2 separate regions of the Homo sapiens genome follow, and region 2 is linked to region 1. A link is a contact called in ENCODE Hi-C or POLR2A ChIA-PET data. All regions are on one chromosome and are shown on one strand. The core of a region is the stretch at or near the end of the contact, and the rest is flanking DNA. Distances in the headings are between cores, read along the strand shown.

The links. A loop is a pair of places that touch in the nucleus more often than their neighbours do. ChIA-PET counts read pairs that join two places held with the same protein, here RNA polymerase II (POLR2A).
Region 2: a map of Caco-2 shows a loop between it and region 1 (5-fold over the local background). The contact joins the promoter of EGR2 here to the enhancer-like site in region 1. A Hi-C loop is called at or near these places in 1 of 168 maps with a recorded cell type or tissue (Caco-2). POLR2A ChIA-PET finds 5 or more read pairs at or near these places in 1 of 52 experiments (AG04449).

Annotation. Positions count from the first base shown.
Region 1 is chr10:61,833,605-61,837,779 of GRCh38, forward strand. All of the region lies in intron 2 of LINC02625 (long intergenic non-protein coding RNA 2625), which reads right to left. Among named protein-coding and RNA genes, the nearest start is that of LINC02625, 32 kb to the right of the region's middle. Within about 2 kb of position 1,672, at least 11 of the 41 ENCODE cell types and tissues checked have a DNase peak (open chromatin) inside an H3K27ac peak, as active enhancers do.
Region 2 is chr10:62,814,118-62,818,292 of GRCh38, forward strand. It overlaps EGR2 (early growth response 2), which reads right to left and starts at 2,249. Exons shown (of 2, transcript NM_000399.5): 1 at 1,744-2,249; 2 at 1-351. The coding sequence starts at 1,912. RefSeq lists silencers at 1,160-1,249, 2,270-2,699, 2,990-3,069, 3,980-4,129 and enhancers at 3,095-4,092, 3,730-3,899.

The DNA of each region.
Region 1 (4,175 bases), core at 422-2,921:
TTGGCTAGTGTCTGACACAGAATACATGCTCAGTACTTCTGTTGACTAATGAACGATTTCTGCTTAGAGGATTGACTGCCAATCACAATAGATATGAAACATAGCAAAAGTCACCCTTCTATAATCATACAATGTTAGATTTTGAAGTGATCTGATTCAAGATCATCATCCAATATTATTGGGCCCATCATTTCCTAGCTGTGTAACTTGGGCAAGTTCCTTAATCTGTTACTCTAATTCCTTCCCTATAAGGAATATTGTAGATGCATGATCTACCTCAGAGAACTGTTTGATGATTAAGTGGCTTAATGTATATTCGACACTTATTGGGCATTAGATTTAAGACCGAAAGGTAAGTAAATTACCCCCAAGATTGCCCAGCTAGTTAAAAACAGAGCTGGGACTGGAACCCATATGTCTTAGCTTTCCCGTCTTCCAAAATAGTTGTTTGATGGCTGCTCAGAAACTGATGGAGAACAGAGTTTTCTTCTGCAAGGATACCAGCACAGCTTCAACAGTCACGTTTTTAGGGGCAAACATCTCTTTCCTCTTACAGGTGGCCTCTAAGCCCCAACCTCTTTACCTCCTTCTAGCTTCCAAATCTTCCAATCTTTGAATGTCTACTACTCAAAGCAATTTTTCCCAAAGTATATTCCTCAGAACATTCACTTAAACATCCAGCGTAATTTCTAGGTTTAAAAATAATGAGGATGACCAACTGACAGGATAAGAATTATGAAGGTAGTGTTTGAGTAACAGAATAAAATGTTTGGAATATTTCTCTAGGATAATAATGACATATTTTGTTTTTTAAAAATTGGCTTGGAGAATGTTTTTATTTTTTAAAAAATTATTCCTTAGCCAAATATATTTGAGAAATAAGACATCTCTTAGAAAGGGACTATGCAAATTAGCATATAGAGGTTACTAAGGAGTTTTGCATCTAGACACTTTTTAACCCAGCAGTTCCAGAGCATAATGAAATATGAAAACATTTCTCAGCACAATACTTATTACCATCCTTGGAATGCCACAAAACACATTTTAAGAAACACCAGAATTGATTTTTACCCCAGGCATCAAATGGAAGGGACATATGTTAACGCAAGCTCTATGAGAGCAGGTTTTTCTAGTTTTTTCACTGCTTAGGACAGTACCTGGCACACAGTAGAGATTAACTGATTATTTGTTGAAGAATATATGCTCATGGAAATAGCAACTTGGGATTTGGGACATCAGCCCCTGGTAGAGAAGAAGCCAGCACATTAGGTTGTGGGTCTCTGATCTGGTTGTTCTCAGCCAGAAGGTCCCCATGGAGTTGGCTATCCTAAAAGAAGAAGGCCCCCATCCACCCAGGAAGGGCTTCTTGCCAACCAAGATGGCAGGTCCCCACCAGAGTAGAACAGGCATGCAATACAGGCCACAGCTGCCTAATTCACTGGTATCAGTATTTCCACGGATGCCAGTCTTCATGACTTCCACACAAAAATCAGGTTCCCTTACAAATCTGAGTCAATAGGCTTTAAACTGAGCACTCATGAAAGAATAAACTCCACTCCCCTACTCACAGCCAGCCCTCTGGCCTTGTCTAGGCCACGGCCAGGAGCACTAGGGAGGGAAAAGGAAGGTAGCTTCAACTTTTCCTGGCAAAGTGGCCTTCCTTTTCAGAACCTGTAGCTCAGCTAAGTGGAGACACCTGGTGTTTGTTGTTGCAACTTCAAGAACAATACATTAAGACTCGGGGCAGAAAATCAGGCTTTTCATAAAAATTGTGTCATCAAAAAGACGGTTCAGGAAGAAAAAATGCAAATGGCAGCCCAACTCACCCCTACAAGACTTTTTCCCCCTCAATATTTCTACCATCTGAATAGCTTTTCTCCGTATTCCTGTATGTAAAACATGGGGGAAAAAAAACACAATAGCAAGGCACCTAAAATTTGTGAGAATCCAGAAAAGAGAAGAAATCATCTTTCCTGGTTGCTCCATTTTGTCAGGTGTTAAATCAGAGTGCTAACTTTTGTATAATAACTGTTTGCTAATACTTAATAAGTAGCCGGTGTAACACAGTTCCAAAAAATTTTTTTGTTGTTGTTAAGCCTATGCAAGGCCAAAGGAGTATTAAAGTTTCACTACGGAAGAAATATGGCCACTGCCAAGAACTGATTAGTCATAAAATCCGAGGCATTATCATCATCCATCATTGCCTTTCTTTTAATGACTGAACTAAAAAGAGAGACATCAAAGTTTTCAAAATAAGGTTATAAAAATGCTGTACGCAGATGAGGCCTCCAAATATTTTGATAGAACCTGAACAAAAAAAATATAGAAAAATCATTGAAACAAATCACAAAACATATGTTGTTATGTTTTGCTCTAAAAAGCATGAAGTTTATCCAGAACCCTATTATGGTAACTGCTTAGCTTTTCATGCATTCCTAAATTACCATGTAATCTAAAACGTTGTTTTCAGCTGCCCTGTATTGGAAAGTCCCTTAAAATAATCAGGATGATTACAGGCTAGTATTCAGAAAGAAACTTGCTTGTATTATTGTAAATGAAAGTATTATTTATCGGGCAGCCTCCTTTAAAGAAAAAAAAAAAACCCTATCTCAGAAGCACAGAAATACAATGTATTCAGGAAATACCTAAACCAAGGATTGCATTTTGGGCTCTCTACATTTTCAAACACATGGATAGTTGGTGTAAAAATATGTTCTTTTTCTGCAGGGACTTGACTGTAATTAGTGTGTGCCAAAACTCTCTCACAGAGATTTCATTGTCTTATCTACTTACATCATCTTAATGCGATTTTATTTTACTTTGTCAAAGTCATATTAATGTAAATGTGTTCTTGATAGCAAACAGAGTTCTTTTTTATGCAAAACAGGATTCAGCTGACTCTAATAAAACAGCTTGCAGTCTATTAGACTATAACAGTAATGTGCTTATTTTGTTTCTCAAATCAAGACTGTGTCAGAAAGCTATAGATGGAGATTTGTCTTGTTTTTCACAATAATTGCTAGGGTGGGGTTACATTATGATCTTTAAATGAATAGTATCGCTTAGAACAAACACTTCATATATCTTTTATCTTCCCCGGCATACAGTTCTGAGTTTTCTTTGAAAATGCTGCGCTACTTTTCCACATAAGTCATCAGAATGTTTCCAAAGAATTTTAACTGCCAGATTAATTATATCTTGCAAACAAAGATAGATTGCTTACATTCTTTATTCAGAATTCCTGCCAGTGTGGAGCAACTGGCAACAAATTAATTTCTTTTGCAACCATGCAAAATGTTTTGCTATGAAAAGCTCTGGAAGGTAAATGGATCCTTTTAAAAAAAAAAAAAATCAGGTTGCTCATTCTGAAAGGCTAATCTGTAAGCAAAGAACACAGGATTAAATGAATTTGACTACTCCCCCCCACCCCGCCCTCTTTTTTTAGCATCTATGTTATAACCCTCCCATAATGTATTCAGTTAATTAAGTATTGCTGTGACCTGGTGGCAATTTTTGAAATCCAGGGAATTTTTCCCCCTTTAAATTCTGCCTCCCCCACAGAGCAGAATATAATCTGTTTCCAGTCAGTCTGTTTATTTCAGCTGTGCTTCTACTACAAGCCTCTAAAATGTTTTAATAAATTTATCAACCAAAAAATATTACAAACATTTCATTTCCTTTGATTCAGACACACATACACACCAAAAAAAAAAAAAAAAAAAACCTCTGCCTTCATTGCAAATTCTTGGTGGTATGAATCACTCTAAGTAATATTTGCTTTAACTTTCGTGTGGTTCTACAAACAACCTTTATATGGCTGGACTTCAAAGCGAGGAGAAATAAAGGTTAGAAATGTGATAGGAGTAATCTATTATTAGGCATGAAACATTAAACCACTTTTAGCTATAAGTCTTAAAACCTGAATAATCTGGGTTTTTTAAGTAGTGCATATTTATTGTGCTTTCAGCTACACACACATTTATCACAGAGAAGTGTTTGGAAGAGAAATATTTTCCATTGCACTGTGTGCCACAATTTAGTTTAATTTTTCCTAATATTTAATTTAGAAAAACGGTAATATTATAACAGGATTCTCATGTGTCCTGGCCAAAACACTTGGTGTTCCTCACAGAGTGAAATTAATCTGTTACCAGCCTGCTGACCTGAAAGTAAGG
Region 2 (4,175 bases), core at 999-3,498, 980 kb after region 1:
AAGGAGGAGGAGGCGGTGGCGGAGAGTACAGGTGGTCCAGGTCAGGCTGGGTCTGGGACATGGTGCACACACCCAGGGGTCCTGTGGCCAGTGGGTTGGGGGAGGCAGAGGTGACGCTGGATGAGGCTGTGGTTGAAGCTGGGGAAGTGACCCCTTGCAAGATGCCTGCACTCACAATATTGATTATGCCTTCTGGGTAGCAGCTGGCACCAGGGTACTGAGGGTCAATGGAGAACTTGCCCATGTAAGTGAAGGTCTGGTTTCTAGGTGCAGAGACGGGAGCAAAGCTGCTGGGATATGGGAGATCCAACGACCTCTTCTCTCCAGTCATGTCAATGTTGATCATGCCATCTGGGGAGGGGAAAGGCAGAATGGAGGTGGAACAATGAAAATACAGCCAGGACTCCCTTCTCACCCCCGCTCACATAGGTCCATTTCCAAGGCCGAGAGTCTCAGCACTGTAGAGCTGTGGCAAAGTCCAAAAGGTGGGGAAATTGAGGCCCACAGACTGTAAGAAGAGGCCAGCCCAACTGTGGCAACCCATTGACAGTATGGAACTCAAGAACTACCTCCAAAAAAGCAGAATGAGCTTTTCCCAACTCCCCTCCACCCCCAGCCATCTGTGGCTCTAGTCCCCAATAAAAAACACCCAATAATAGCAACAACAATATTTTAAAAAGCCTCATCCGCCCGGAGCTTTTCTCCCTCTTTTTTGCCTGGGGGTTCCACGGCTGAGGCACCAAGACAAACACCACCCAAGAATCGACCTATCCCAGTCAGTGCCGTGATGGTGCCAAACCGAGAGGAGAGCCCGAGAAGGGGGTGGGTGATTTCCCGGCTGCTCCCCATCCCCGGCGCCTTGTGCCTTTTTCTCCCTCCCTCTCCCGCTGCGCTTCAGCCGAGGGCTGCTGGAGCGAATGGGGGATGTAGAGGAAGGAGTCCGTAGGTTTCCGTGCCCTCCCAATCTTCTCCGCCTTTCCCGACAGCCGCGCGTCCCCGCCTCAGCCCAAGGCCAGTGGCCCGGCCTCGAGGAAGGCGCGGGGGCCGCGAGAGACGACTTTCCACAGCATCGCCAAGGAAACCGGCGTCGCCGGTGCCCCCGCGGGCCTCCCTCGGCAGTCCGGGGGCTGCTTCCCGCCGTTGCGCGCCCTCCTCCACCACCCACTCGCTGCCTCCGCCGGCCGGAGCCCCCGCCTTACTAACCCCCTCAACTTCGCGGGCGGCGGGCAGGTGGGGGCGCGCCTCCAGGCCGCAAGAAGGGAGCGCTCCGAGATTTTCCCGGGGTCGGCTCTGCCCAGGAGGGAGCTACCGACGCTTTCCCCTGGCGCTTCTCCGCCGCTCGGCTCTCCAGGCGCGCAGCTCTCCCCGAGAGCCCCGAACTTTACCGTCACTTTGCCCCTGCCCCGGGAGAGGGGAGGTCGAAGTGCTGCCGGCCAGAGGGCCTACGCAAGCCTCGAAACCCGGGGGGACGCCTCTTCCACCCCCATCCCTGCGCTCGCCCGGGGCTGGGCGCGCCGGGGCGCACGCACGCCGGTTTGCTGGCGACCTGGCGCATCTGCCCGCGCGCCCTGGTCTCAGCTGTCGCAGGTTCCTCCTGCACCCACTTCCAGTCTTCAAAGCCAGTGCAGTCAGCACCGTCCACCTGGAGCCCCAATCCTCTCCTGCGATTCCCGCACACCCACTGCACCCCATCCACCACCTCCGGGCCGCGCAGGTCCGGGCCTGCGAAGACACGCGGCTTACCTCCGGCCACTCCGTTCATCTGGTCAAAGGGGCCTCCCAGTTCGGCATTGGGAAAGATGGTCACCGACGTGGCGGCGAGGTCCTCCACCGGGTAGATGTTGTCAGACAGCTGGTGCACAAAACCACTGAGAGTTACTGGGATTTTGTCTACGGCCTTGGCGGTCATCATTTGCTCCTCGCACAACCTGGAGACCCAACTCCCTCGCTACCTGGAGTGTCAGAAAAGCCGTTTTGGAGAGGGGTTGGACTGAGCCTGGGATGGTATCTCCTTTTGCCCTCCACACTTAAAAACAACCACCACACACACCAAGAAAAAAAAATCAACAGAAATAAAAGTAGCAAACAAGTTGCTGTTTTTTAAGAAATAAGAAAAATGTCTATTTGCCACTGACTCTCTCCTGTCTGTGTTCCGGCTGCTGGGAAGCCAGGAGTTGCTGGTGTAGTGTTATTATAACAGTCAGTGAGTCCCCTCGCCGAGCTATTAATCAATTGCTCCTCGCTCAGTTAGACGGAAAGTGTTGCTCTAAGTATTTATGGGCAGGTCTTCAATACCCGTGACGTCGCTGCCCATATATGGACTGAGGAACAGGGCTGGGCCAGGCGGCTTTTGCCGTCACATGGCTGATTTGCATACACGGGCTCGGCCGCGCGGACTCCGCCGGGCTCGCGACTTCCAGCTCGCAGGCGGCGGGGATCGCTGGGGTCCCGGGCGCGCGGCCCTAGCTGCAGCCTGGGTCCGGGGCGCAGGGATCGCGGGGGAGAGGGCGCGCCATGGACCCAGTCACAGCCACAGCAGGAGAGCGAGCTGCTCCAGGCTGCGGCTCAGCCTCCCGGGGCGGGGAGGAATTCCGGTTCTCTGGGACTTTCCAAAAAAGGCGAAGATCCGGTGCCGGCGGCTCCGCCTCCCTAGCCCTTGTTTGGGAGCCATTCCGGAAAATTAAACTTCGGAAAGAAACCGAGCGGAGCCGAGACACTACAGTCAAACCCCTACTCACTTTCTTGGCAGCTCAAAACCGCAAGCAAAAGGAGGCAGCGAAGAAAAAAAAAGCTACATGCATTCACGGAAGCTGACTGCTTTTTTCTGAATTACTTGGTGGAAAGAAGTGGCTGGTGATAAGAGTGAATGCGTATTGCTTTTTTGGAAAGTCTGTTCTATTTATACAGGAGCGAAAACGGAACAGGTTTGGGTTGTTTGTTTGTTTAAGTATTTTGGGCACCTTGGGACTGGGAGGGTAAACCCTAGGAGGAGCAGAATTACTGTGGGGAGCTTCGAGAGAAATCCTCAGCCGGAGACACCCTCCTTCCTCTGCCCGCGCGCTCCCCGCCCCCCTTCAGCTGCTGCGCGGAGCGGGCGCCCTTCCCGGCGCGTCTGGGCGGTCGGCTGCGTGGGGGCGTCCAGATGGAAGCTTGGACACTCACCCTGCCCCTCCAGACACACATACACACACACTCACACTCGCTCCACTTCCGCTACACACTCCCGCCCCCGCTGCCCTCTTCACACACCCGCTCACACACCTTACACTACACACCTCCCTGTTGACTGCGTCCGCGCGCCGTCGTTGCCAGCAGTGTCCCGGCGGCAGAGCGGGCTCCGGGCTCGCTGGACAGGAGGTTCTATGAAGACACTGGCCTAACCTTCACTACCGGTCCCTGCAGCCACAGAATCCCCCTGACCCCCATAGCCCAGGATCCAGGACCGCGCCCTGCCCGCACCCGAGCCAGAATACACGTACTAGAATAAATATTTTCTCTCCCTCCCCAAAAAACACCTCGGTGAGCCCAGCGCGGTCCTCAGTGACGGCCGAAAGCATCTCTAATCACTTTCAAGACGCCATCCCCATCCCCCAACCCACTCGTTTTACTTTGCGAGACCCCGGTAGAAACCCTTCTGTTTCGTTCCCAAAGCAATTTTTAAAAACTTTTCCAAAGTCCAAATAGCAGCAGGTTCTGGCTTGCTGGGCGCAAAGCTTCTACCTCCCAGTGCGCCCCAGCCCGCAATGGATAGCCGGGCCTGTCCGGGGCCCCACAGGAGGCTGGTCCCGGGTGCCCAAGTCCAGCGCACCGCCGCCTGCATGACTCATTCATGGTCGTTTGTGCAGGTTGCGAACTGCCCCAGAGCCCTTTCCCGCTCCAAAGCCGCGGAGGCCAGGGATAACGCGCAGGGTCAGCCTCGCAGGCCTGTCCTGTCCCTTTTTCACCCCGGGCCCGGAGCGGCCCTAGCTTAGTGTGGGCCGGGGCGGGCGGGAGCCACGGCGCCACGCCGTGGAGGAAGCGCGGCGCTGCAGGCGGGTCTTCAGCCGCTCACCTGCCTCGACCGCTGCAGCCGTGCGCCAGCTCTCGCCGGGCCCAGCGCACCGCGGTCAGGGCCCTGAGGCTGCCGGGAGCGGTCTCTCCCTCTGCTCTTCCACTGAAGCGCTGCTTCTCCCCCT